2 separate regions of the Homo sapiens genome follow, and region 2 is linked to region 1. The links are chromatin loops, found by intact Hi-C in ENCODE. Cell type or tissue: IMR-90. All regions are shown on one strand. Links, peaks and the distances in the headings refer to the core of each region. The heading gives the core; the rest is flanking DNA. Region 1 has its middle 110 kb from the start of LINC01847. Region 2 has its middle 23 kb from the start of LINC01847.

What was found. Peaks named below come from ENCODE experiments on the same cell type or tissue, not always from the same donor. Only the 100,000 strongest peaks of a DNase experiment are listed, where the experiment ranks them.
Region 2: it touches region 1 in a loop (2.1-fold over the local background); 5 of 110 quality-filtered maps call a loop at or near these places.

What each region holds. Positions count from the first base shown.
Region 1 is chr5:159,762,521-159,767,902 of GRCh38, reverse strand. No RefSeq gene overlaps it. Among named protein-coding and RNA genes, the nearest start is that of LINC01847, 110 kb to the left of the region's middle. In IMR-90, for the core only: no CTCF peak of the experiment used is centred there; a DNase peak (open chromatin) is centred at 3,372; H3K27ac peaks cover 1,420 bases.
Region 2 is chr5:159,891,235-159,896,616 of GRCh38, reverse strand. It overlaps a transcript of ADRA1B not described here. Among named protein-coding and RNA genes, the nearest start is that of LINC01847, 23 kb to the right of the region's middle. In IMR-90, for the core only: no CTCF peak of the experiment used is centred there; a DNase peak (open chromatin) is centred at 2,226; H3K27ac peaks cover 358 bases.

The DNA of each region.
Region 1 (5,382 bases), core at 283-5,282:
ATAAATGCTGCTCCAAAATGTCCACATTCTAATTCCAGGACCTGTGAATATGTTACCTTATATGGCAAATGAGACTTTGCAGATGAGATTAACTCAAGTATTTTGAGATGGGGAGATGATTCTGGATTATCTGGGTGGACCCAATATGATAACGGTCCTTATAAGGGGAGGAAAGGGGGTAAGAGTCAGAGAAGGAGATGGACAACAGAAGCCAAGGTTGGAGTGTGCAGAGCCATGAGCTAAGGAATACAGGCAATTCTAGAAGCTGGAAAAAGTAAGAAATAGATTCTATCCTGAAGCCTCCAGAAAGGATGCAGTTCTCCTGTCATCTTGATTTTAGTCCACCTAGCCACTTGATTTTGGGCTTCTGACCTCCAGAACTGTAAGATAACAAACTTGCGTTGTTTTAGGCTATTATGTTGGTGACAATTTGTTACAGCAGCAGTGGGAAACTCATACAAGAGGCCTGTGGGAAGTCCGGGCAGGAGTAAGTGTCCAAGGACTGAGGAGAAAACATCTGGGATGGAGATATGGACAGCAGAGTGATAGACATGCTCTGTCTGGGAGAGAGCATATCGACTGGATGATAACATCAAATTTCCCAAAAAGATGATGTGAAGTGAAAGGGGAAGACAGCCTAGAAAAGGTTCAATCAGGAATAACCTCTGAAGAAAAATGAGGAGGAAAAATGCAAGGAAATCTCACCCTGGGAAGTCCAAGAGTAGAGTGTTAAGAAGGAGGCCCTCCCTGTCAACTACCACAGAGCCATTGAATAAGGTGGCTCCGTGTGCCTGTTGGATTGGACTACCAAGCGTATAATCTCGGTGAGAGCAATTTCAGAGGTCAACCAGGAGTGGAACCAGCCTATATTGCAGGGGCAAGAGTGGGAGGTGAGGAAGTGGAGACATAAGGGAAGACAACTCAGACTGTTGGCTTTGATGGGGAGCAAGAGATAAGACAGTAGCTGGAAAAGGATAAGGGATCAAGGGAGGGCTTATTTTTAAGATGAGGGCTTATTTTAAGATGGTGGGAGAGATGAAGAAGTTTATTTCTGTGAAGGAGCCAGCCAGAGAGTTGAGCGCAACTGAAGATGGACAGAGGAAGAGTTTACAGATAAGGTCAGATACCTGAGCAGTATGTACCAAAATGAAGTGCAAGTGGCAAGATTAGTCTTAAATTCTTAGATTAGAGGAGGGTGATCCTTCAACAAGGCCTGAAGGAAAGGAGGCAAAGATGGGTGAGGGATGTTACAGTGTGCAAATAGGACAGAGGTGGGGGACAGTTTTCCATGTGCTGGTTAAAATGCTCAGACATTTTAGGACAATTCCTTTCTGACTTGCTGTAGTAAATTGCTACTAATTTTCACTACTTCGATTAAGAAAATAGAATGTAGAAGGAATAAAGGTACCCGTCAGAGCATCATCGTAGAAACAAGAGTCTCAGCTGAAAAAATTTTTTTCTCTTAGGAATCATAACAACATAAAATATAGGAATTGCCATACTGGGACAGACACAAGTCCACACAGGCTCATAGTCTGCTGCCAACAGAGGTCCCACGGGATGGGCACCCAGAGGGCACAGTCATGCTGTACCCTTCCTTGATCTCAGTTAGTAGACAGAGAAACCATTTCCCCCATGACGTCAACCATAAAGGTTAGGTATATCCCAGCACCCATTTATGGCTCTGTCATGCATAAATATACTCAAACTCTCTGACTGCTTGTGCTATCCCCCTTGGGGTTCTGTGTTTCATTAGTTTATTTTCAACCGTGTGATACAAAATTTTAAAAACTCTATTTCCAGCTTATTTTGAGGTTTGAAGACTGATCATCTATCCCAGTAGGCATCAAACTTAATAATGCAAATGAAATACATCTAGCACATGATAAAACCCGACACATCATAAATGATTCATAAGGGATAGTGATGACACTGATGATGACGATGATGATAATGATGATGTTTTAATCCTCAGTAATCCTGCTTGCTCTAAGGCAGACTTGTTCAACTGGAGGCCTGCGCATTGCATGTGGCCCAGGACAGCTTTGAATGAGGCTAAACACTAATTTGTAAACTTTCTTAAAACATTATGAGATTTTTTTGTGATTTTGTTTTTCATCAGCTATTGTTAGTGTTAGTGTATTTTATCCATGGCCCAAGACAATTCTTCTTCTTTCAATATGGCCCAGGGAAGCCAAAAGATTAGACACCCCTGCCTAAGTCCTTGGCCAATTACTCGAAATCACATTATCTTTCCCATTTTACAGAAGGGCAAACTAAGGAGGGCCCATCAAAGTTATATGGCTTGATAAAAGGAATCAGAGAAGAAAAAAATGGAAGGTCAGAGAGCAGTTCACCGAAAAGTTAAAGCTTACAGTACGAGCTAGAAGCTTAAAGAGTGGCTTTGAGACATGCTGCCCTTACTCCCTGTAACCCACCTACCCAGTCCGGCCCTGGGGCTGCATTTGCTGATCAGCTGCCTTTGCCACAGTGGAGATCTAAACCCAACTCCGAAAGCTCTGGGGCCAACTAGCCTGACACGAATCCTTCAAGTCTAGTGTGCGAAAGGATCCATTTTATTTATTCTACCCTCATGATGGAAATAGCCCAAAACACGCCCTTGTGCTTATTAAGCTACTTCCCAGCCAAAGCCAGCCAGAGAATGTTAATTATCTCATCCTTTTTCCCATTCCACGATGAATTACTGATGTCCAGAGCATGCTATCTTTAATTGTGAGGTATTCCAGAATAAGCAGGTTATCGAAAATATGCAAAGGAGGAGAGTTTTGGTTCAGCCCTGGGAGGCTGATGTGGGAAAATTTATCCTTATTTATTTACATGGTAATGGGATGAGATTTTGCCAGCTTGCTAATAGGTTCTTAAAGAGAAACAGGCTTCCTGTGGCCTAATTAGAACGATTGGTTGCCCTGCTGCCACATAAAACACCAAACCAAGAAGGCCATGGTTTCCTCTTTCTAGATTCTTCTTCTCTTTGGGGGACCATCTGCATTATTTGCATGGGGGAGGCAGGATAGTAGAGTGGATGCAGCTTTCTCTGGTTTCAAGATAGCTACTCTCAATAGCTATTTGGCCTGAGATGGTGCATTTAATCTCCCCTAAGCCTCAGTTTTCCTATCAATCAAATGGGGATGGTTATGCTTTTCCCCTAAACCAACTTAGCAAGTTTGTTTAGAGGACAAGATTAAAACGTTGGTTTTAAAAGTGCAATGATCGGATTTTGTATCTCTGAAGAGCACACGTGATTTTCCGGAAAGCAAAAGACAGGTCGTAATCATATTTAAAAATAAACCTTAGCATTTTCTAAGTGCTTGGCCAATTACTCCAAATAACATTCATTCCAGAGGCTGCTGGGGGGTGGTGGTGAGTCACGTGATGAATGTATTAGATTGTGGAGCAGCCAGAGACAGCCTGCAGCATCTCATTCCAAAACCAGGCAGGAAACAGGCTGGGCCACAGATAACCCCAAATCTCTCTTGCAACAGCCATTGGTTTCCTTTTCTTACTGATGCCCAGAAACCTCTCTGAGGTCTTCCTACTTTGTCTTTACCCTTTTGGTCTTCTCAGTTACTCAATACATGTTTATTGTGTGCCTCCTATGTGCCAGGCACTGGGCTGGGTGCTGGGTAGAGACACAGTCTGGGGCGGGAGAATTTGTGGGGGAAGAAAAACGAATACACAAATAAACATGTAATTACAAAGGAAAGTAGAACTGGAGGCCCTGAGAAGGTACAGCAAGGCACAGCTAAATTATATGAGAGGGTCAGGAAAGGCCATTAAATTTGAACCAAGGCCCGAAAGCTGTACCCATCAGATCAAGAGTAGGAGAAGGGCACTCCAGCTAAAGGGAACAGCACGAGGGAAGACAAGGAGGACCTGGGGGTGTTGGAGGAATGAAAATAGTAGGGCGAGGTGTGAGTGTGCATGCATGTGTATGCACACGTGCACACACACACAAGAATGAATCATGAAGAGAGGGGAGGGTGGGGTCAGGTGAAGTAGCAGGGGCCAGGGAGGCCTGGGTTTAGACCCTGGCTCTGCTACCTGTTATCTGTGTGCTCTCGGGTAAGCCACATGGCCTCGCAGAGCTTCAGTCCCCTTGTAAAGGGAAATGAATGACGGGTAGCTTGTGAGTCAACCAGAGGCTCACCGTTCACTACAATAGCTTACGAGGCCTCTCTGATCTGACCCGTGTTAGCTCTTTGACTTTCTCTCCCTCCCCTCCTTAGCTCCAGCCAGCTGACCTCATGCACATGGGACATGTTCTACTTGGAGGCCTTTGCACTCGCGGTTCCTCTGCTGTCAGTGCTCTTCACCTGCAAGTCTCACTCCCTCACTACCCTCAGGTCTTCACTCAGATATCATGTTCTCAGCGAGTTCTTTCCTGACCACTTTGTTTCATTCTATTCCAAACATTCATCCCTGCTCTCTGCTTTATTTTTCTCCATTGCACTTAGCGTCGTTCAGCACACTCTGTATTTTACTTATTTTGTGCATTGCCTGCTCTCCCCATGAGAGGCTCTATGAAGCCATGGAGCATTTTGTTAACTGCAGTGTCCCTAGCATCTAAGGAGAGCATCTGGAATATAATAGGTACTTAATAAATAATGTTAAAAGTTTGCAAAACTTTCGATAAGCTAAGTAGAACAGTACTTCCCATGGAGTAAGTGTTGCATTCCTTTTAGCTGCTTTTTCTTCCAGCTCAGAAAGTTCTGTCCCATTTGAGCCCCCTGAAGGCTGAGCTCCTCTGTTCCCTTGGAATAATTCCCAGCTTTGTTAGCTCTGTGCCCTTCCCAACAATTCCTTTCTTCAAGGTCTTGTGCAAGTTCCATCTCCTCCACGTTTTTTTCTTTCTGACTTCCTTCTGTGGGCCTAAAAGATCTCTCCCTTTTCTGATCACTTCTAACACATTCAATCTTTAACTCTCATATGATTATTCTTTTTCTTTTTTTTTTTCTTTGAGACAGAGTCTCGCTCTGTCGCCCAGGCTGGAGTGCAGTGGCGTGATCTCGGCTCACTGCAACCTCTGCCTCCCATGTTCAATCGATACTTGTGTCTCAGCCTCTGGAGTAGCTGTACTACAGGTGCGTGCCACCACACCTGGCTAATTGTTTTTGTATTTTTAGTAGAGACGGGGTTTTGCCATGTTGGCCAGGTTGGTCTTGAACTTCTGACCTCAGGTGATCCGCTTGTCTTAGCCTTCCAAACTGCTGGCATTATAGGTGTGAGCCACCATGCCCAGCCCTATGATTTTTATTATTGACTCTTTGTGACAACCCCTGCCCTGTCTTTTAACCTTTTTGTCTTCTAACTAAGACTTTGAATCATAGATTCTTAGGATTTTGGACTGAGGAAGGGTCTTAG
Region 2 (5,382 bases), core at 205-5,204, 130 kb before region 1:
TCATATTTCGTTTCCAAACCCTGAGAAATACGGGATACCTGTGCCCACATTCACTAAACAGTAGCTTTTTAAATGTTTCTTCTCTGAGCACACACCTTTCATTTGACTCAGAAGGAACATGAGAATTCCAGGAACACATTTAATCACTTAAAATTAGTTGTGCCATCAGTCTCAGGAGAATTGACACAAGAACTGGGAATTATAGCAAGCACACTCATGGAAGCATGTTCCCCAGAAGATGGCTGCATTTGGGCTCAGGTGTGATTTCACATCCAAAGCTTTTAAAAATTTAAGTTTATCTAAATTGATCTTGAGTAACTTCTTCCTTTACCTTCCTTCCTTTAGCTTGTTTATTTATTTTTAACAGAAGGAGGTCCCATTTAAAAGTCATATTCTTTTGAATTCTAGAAACTAGAATTTCAAAGTCTTAGTTCTGCTTCATCTTCAAGTAACAGGACTGTCATTTATTGATTCAACAAATATTTACTGAGATTCTTCTATGTGTCAGGCACTGTGCTAGGTCCTGGGGATACCAGATTTCTGGGTAGATACCAATATAGCTTTTCATCCATCCATTCACCAGCAAGTATTTATTGAGCACCTACTATAGTTGTCAGGCACAGCACTATGTGAAGGGGACACAGGTGAATGAGACAGAAGAGATACTTGCTTTCATAGCCCCTATAGTCCGCTGGGAGCACTGAACTCCTGACCTCAGGTGATCCACCCACCTTGGCATCCCAAAGTGCTGGGATTACAGGCATGAGCCACCTCACCTGGCCCGGGAGCACTGAAATTGGACCACGCCTTCCAGGAGCTCACAGCTTGGTGTATGGGGCAGATATAGCACAAGAAATGCAAAACAGTATGTAAAGCCTTGAATACATTTGGACTGCAGAGAGCTTTGGAATGCCAAAGGGAGGATGGGAATGATCTTTTTTTTTCTTCAACTTTTACAAGTCCAGGAGTACATGTGCAGGATGTGCAGGTTTGTTACATAGGTAAACGTCTGCCATAGTGGTTTGCTGCACAGAAAGGATGGGAATGATCTTAAGAAAGAGTGGGATTGTAAATACTGAGCACAAGCTTGTAAACCTGAAACCTGGGTTTGAATTCTGTCTCTGTCTCTAGTAGCTGTGTAACTTTGGTGTCCCCTTGTCTTAATTTCCTGTTTTCTAAGAAGGTAGCAGTAGCATCTTGTTCCAGGTGGTGAAGCTTCAATGAGGCATTGTTTGTAAAGAAAGCATGTAGCACAGTTCCTGGTGGCTGCTCTTCTGCTTTCAGAGTTAATTCTGATAAAGACAAGATCCTTGGAAGGTGAAGATTCCACTGGGCCTGGGATGTGGTAAGCTGGCGAAATGGGTCCATGTGATCCTTGCTGCCATCTTGGTCTAGAAGGGTAGTGTCTTGTGAGAGGAAGAGCATCAGGCTCCAGCCGGCTCCACTTGTCGGCCTAGGTCAACCTTTCTCAGAGCGTGTGGGCTGCATAGATAGCGCTGAAGTGGTACAGAGGCAAGTGCTGAACAAATTGAAGAGCTGTGTATTTTTCTGTGTATTACAAAGATATCATCTTTCCATTTACAGTAGTTCTATAATGCTTCCTTTAAAGATAAATTTATATACATTAAAACATGATTTGATTTAAAGGAGAAACTTAAGAACTAGCGGAGGTATGTGAACATGGCAAAATCATGATGGTGCTTGTCTGATGCTCTGTTGTGCTAAAAGGAGCATAGGGAATGCTGGCTTGGAATGAGGTTCTTAATGGTAGTAGTTCTCCTTTTCCTTGTCTGTAAAATGACAGTGACAACATCACCTTCCTGGGGCTAGAGAGCTGACACGAGAGAATGCGTGTGAGGGGCCCTGCATAGTGAGTGGCCCTCTCCCCTGATGTTGCTCTATCCCTACCTCATGCATGACTATATTGCCCTCTTTTATTGTATCACGAACTAAAATTAATTTGTTTACAATTCCTCTCCATAACACTGAAATTCCAAACATTCTGAAAACTGAATGTTAAAAAAAAACAAGTTCGGCACACATCAGTTTATTTTTGATACAAATTTACAGTTTTTGTAGCAAAATTTGACCTAAACCGATGGGAAGCTATCTGCCTCCTTAATTTATCCCTCCAAGTGTAAATATTTACATGTGTGGAGACAGAACTGTGAATATGCTTGACTCTGATGTGCTGGCCTGGATTCTACGGAGTAGAGCGTATTATATGGTATTTGAAGTGCATAACCTCTCTAAAATGTGAAAAATTCTCTATCCCCTAAAACATCTGGTGACAAGCGTTTTAGTTAAAGGATTGCAGACTCTTAGTTGTTTGTTTTCCCAACCAGCACATAAATCCCAAGAGGGCAGGGATCACATTTGTTTTATTTAAGGCCATAGCCTCAGGCCTAGACCAGAACTGGCACATAGTAGGCACTTAGTAGATGTGAAGGAAGGCACTGAATGGGCGTCTCCCTGCGGGGCACCACAGCCTGTCTGTAGGGAGGGGGTTTCTAACACTTCAGCAAGGTGTAGCTGTTGACCACCTGGCCCCTTGCCAGGTAGGTGGATATTCTGGCCATGTGAGGGGCCAGCCTGAGTCCTGTGAAACTGGGTCTATCTTAGTGTTTGGTTCCAAGAGTGATTAGGTTTACTTGGGATGGTCCAGACTGGACACACTATGCAGAGAGGCCTTTCCAATCCAGGCCCCTCTGGCCTCTTAAACTCCCAGAGACTGGTGCAGATTCAGGGCCTGTGAAGCTATTTGAACTGTGGGAAAAACTTGCAAGTTTCCGCTTGCTTCCTGACCCATCAGGGCAGCCCCCAAATCTCTGGACTGGTATTTTCAAAAGCCTTTTGATGACAGTTGAGCCCCCGACTGCCTGTCTGCCCACCTTCCACAGACAGCACCCAGTTCTCTGCTCCTTTTGGCATAACAGAGCATCTTGCACGCAGCAGAAAGCTAGGAAATACTTACTGAATGACTGAACAAATGAAAGAAAGAAAGAATTGCATCTTTCTTGACATTTGACCTTTTCCCTTCTTCCTGGCTTAGTACAACCCCTAGTCTTTGCCTTTGAGGTCCCTGCATGTATGTCTTGTTTTCCACTTCATTTTGCAACATACTCAGCTATCAGTCTTGGCTCCCAGGCTGTGGTTGCCACTTGGAGCCCCTCCTTCCAAGCTGCCTCTCCATTCTCATATTCATCCCTATTAAGCATTGCTCCATCACTTCCTATGGATAAGGCACTGGGCATAAGCTCATTATCTCATTTAATTGTTTTATTCCCGCTTTACAGAGAGGTGAAGTAACTCATCCAACTTGGCATCAACTGCTCAAGTCACCAAAGGAGTGAGAGTTACCAGAAATGGATTCTACAGCTTTGTGGCTAATGTGTCAGGCTCTGAAATTCCACAGAGATGTTTTTCAGTCCCAGTTCTAACAGCATCTGCTTCAAAGAATATAAGTTCCAGGAAACCATGACAGATAGTCAATGACACATGTTTGATTAATTAATTCCATTAATTAAGTTAAATAATGCTCGTAAAATACAAATCAAAATCACAATGAAACACCATCTCATACCAGTCAGAATGTCTATTATTAAAAAGTCAAAAAACAACAGATGCTGGCAAGGTTGTGGAGAAAAAGGAATGATTTTACACAGTTGGTGGGAGTGTAAATTAGTTCAACTATTGTGCAAGACAGTGTAGCGAATCCTCGGCGACCTAAAGGTAGAAATACCATTTGACCCAACAATCCCATTACTGGGTATCTGCCCAAAGGAATAGAAATCATTCTATTATAAACATACATGCATGCATATGTTCACTGAAACACTATTCACAGTAGCAAAGATGTGGAACCAACCTAAATGCCCATCAATGATAGACTGAATAAAGAAAATATGGTACATATTCACCATGGAATACTATGCAGCCGTAAAAGGGAGTGAGATCATGTCTTTTGCAGGGACATGGATGGAGCTGGAGGCCATTATCCTCAGCAAACAAACACAGGAACAGAAAGCCAAATACCACATGTTCTCACTTACAAGTGGGAGCTGAATGATGAGAACACATGGACACGTGGTGGGTAACAACACACACTGGGGCCTGTCAGAGTGTTGAGGGGGAGAAGGGAGAGCATCAGGAAGAATAGCTAGTGGATGCTGGGCTTAATACCTAGGTGATGGGATGATCTGTGCAGCAAACCACCACGGCACATGTTTACCTATGTAACAAACCTGCACATCTTGCACATGTACCCCGGAACCTTAAAAAAATATGTAATGCTCATAAAGCTGTTATATAATGCTCATAAAAATGTTCAGTGACTGGCACAAACCAAGAGTCTTCAAAGGATAGCTGTTGTCTTTTTCTGAAGGAGAGTCTTGCTCTGTTGCTGAGGCTGGAGTGCAGTGGCGTGATCTCAGCTCACTGCAACCTCCACCTCCCGGGTTCAAGCAATTCTTTTGCCTCAGCCTCCTGAGTAGCTAGGATTTCAGGTGTGCGCCACCACGCCCAGCTAATTTTTGTATTTTTAGTAGAGGTGGGGTTTCACCATGTTGGCCAGGCTGATGTCCAACTCCTGACCTCGTGATCTGCCCGCCTCGGCCTCCCAGAGTGCTGGGATTACAGGTGTGAGCCAGCGCGCCTGGCCAGATAGCTGTTACTTTCATTTATCACGAGGAACCCCTTTCAAATTTCAGCATTGATAACTCAAGCTTTTTGACAGGTGCGAGTTACTCCTGTTCTGTAGCCATGGTTGAATCCTAAGGCGGCTCTCCCCTACCAAAATCAGGGCCTAGATTGAGCAGTCTAAAGTTTGTGCCCAATTCTGGTTTCTCCGCTACCACTTTGCCCTTGTTGCATGCAGAGTCAGGCCTGGCCTACAGCTGAAGACCTGAGGGAGGAGGGCTGCAGGAGGGTGTTATGAAAATTCTCAACAATGAATCACTGATGCTTTGCCCGAGGGTTAAAAGCACAGTCAATTTATTTTGCGCCTTTCCACCTCCAAGTCGTCCAGCTCCTGCAGGACCCTTAGCTTGGGAACATTAACTCAAGTGTGCCAGAGCCTCCCCTTCCTACTCTGTAAGCCACATTCTTACCTGCTTAAGAGGGTAAGCCACATTCTTACCCTCCCCCATCAACCAGATTGCTCATGCGGAACCCTACTTCTTGCTGAGGTGTCAGTCCCTGAGGGGCTGGGTCTTAACCAATGGCATTGAAGTAGGTGGAAATTGAGATGGGGAAGAGTGGTGTAAGTGATTTTCAAGCCATGTTTGTACTTAATACAGTGTAGTTTTATTTATTTACGTTTTTCATCAGAAAAGTCATCTTGGAGTTTATTGATTTAATAAGCCTGTGCAAGCAAAAGTACTA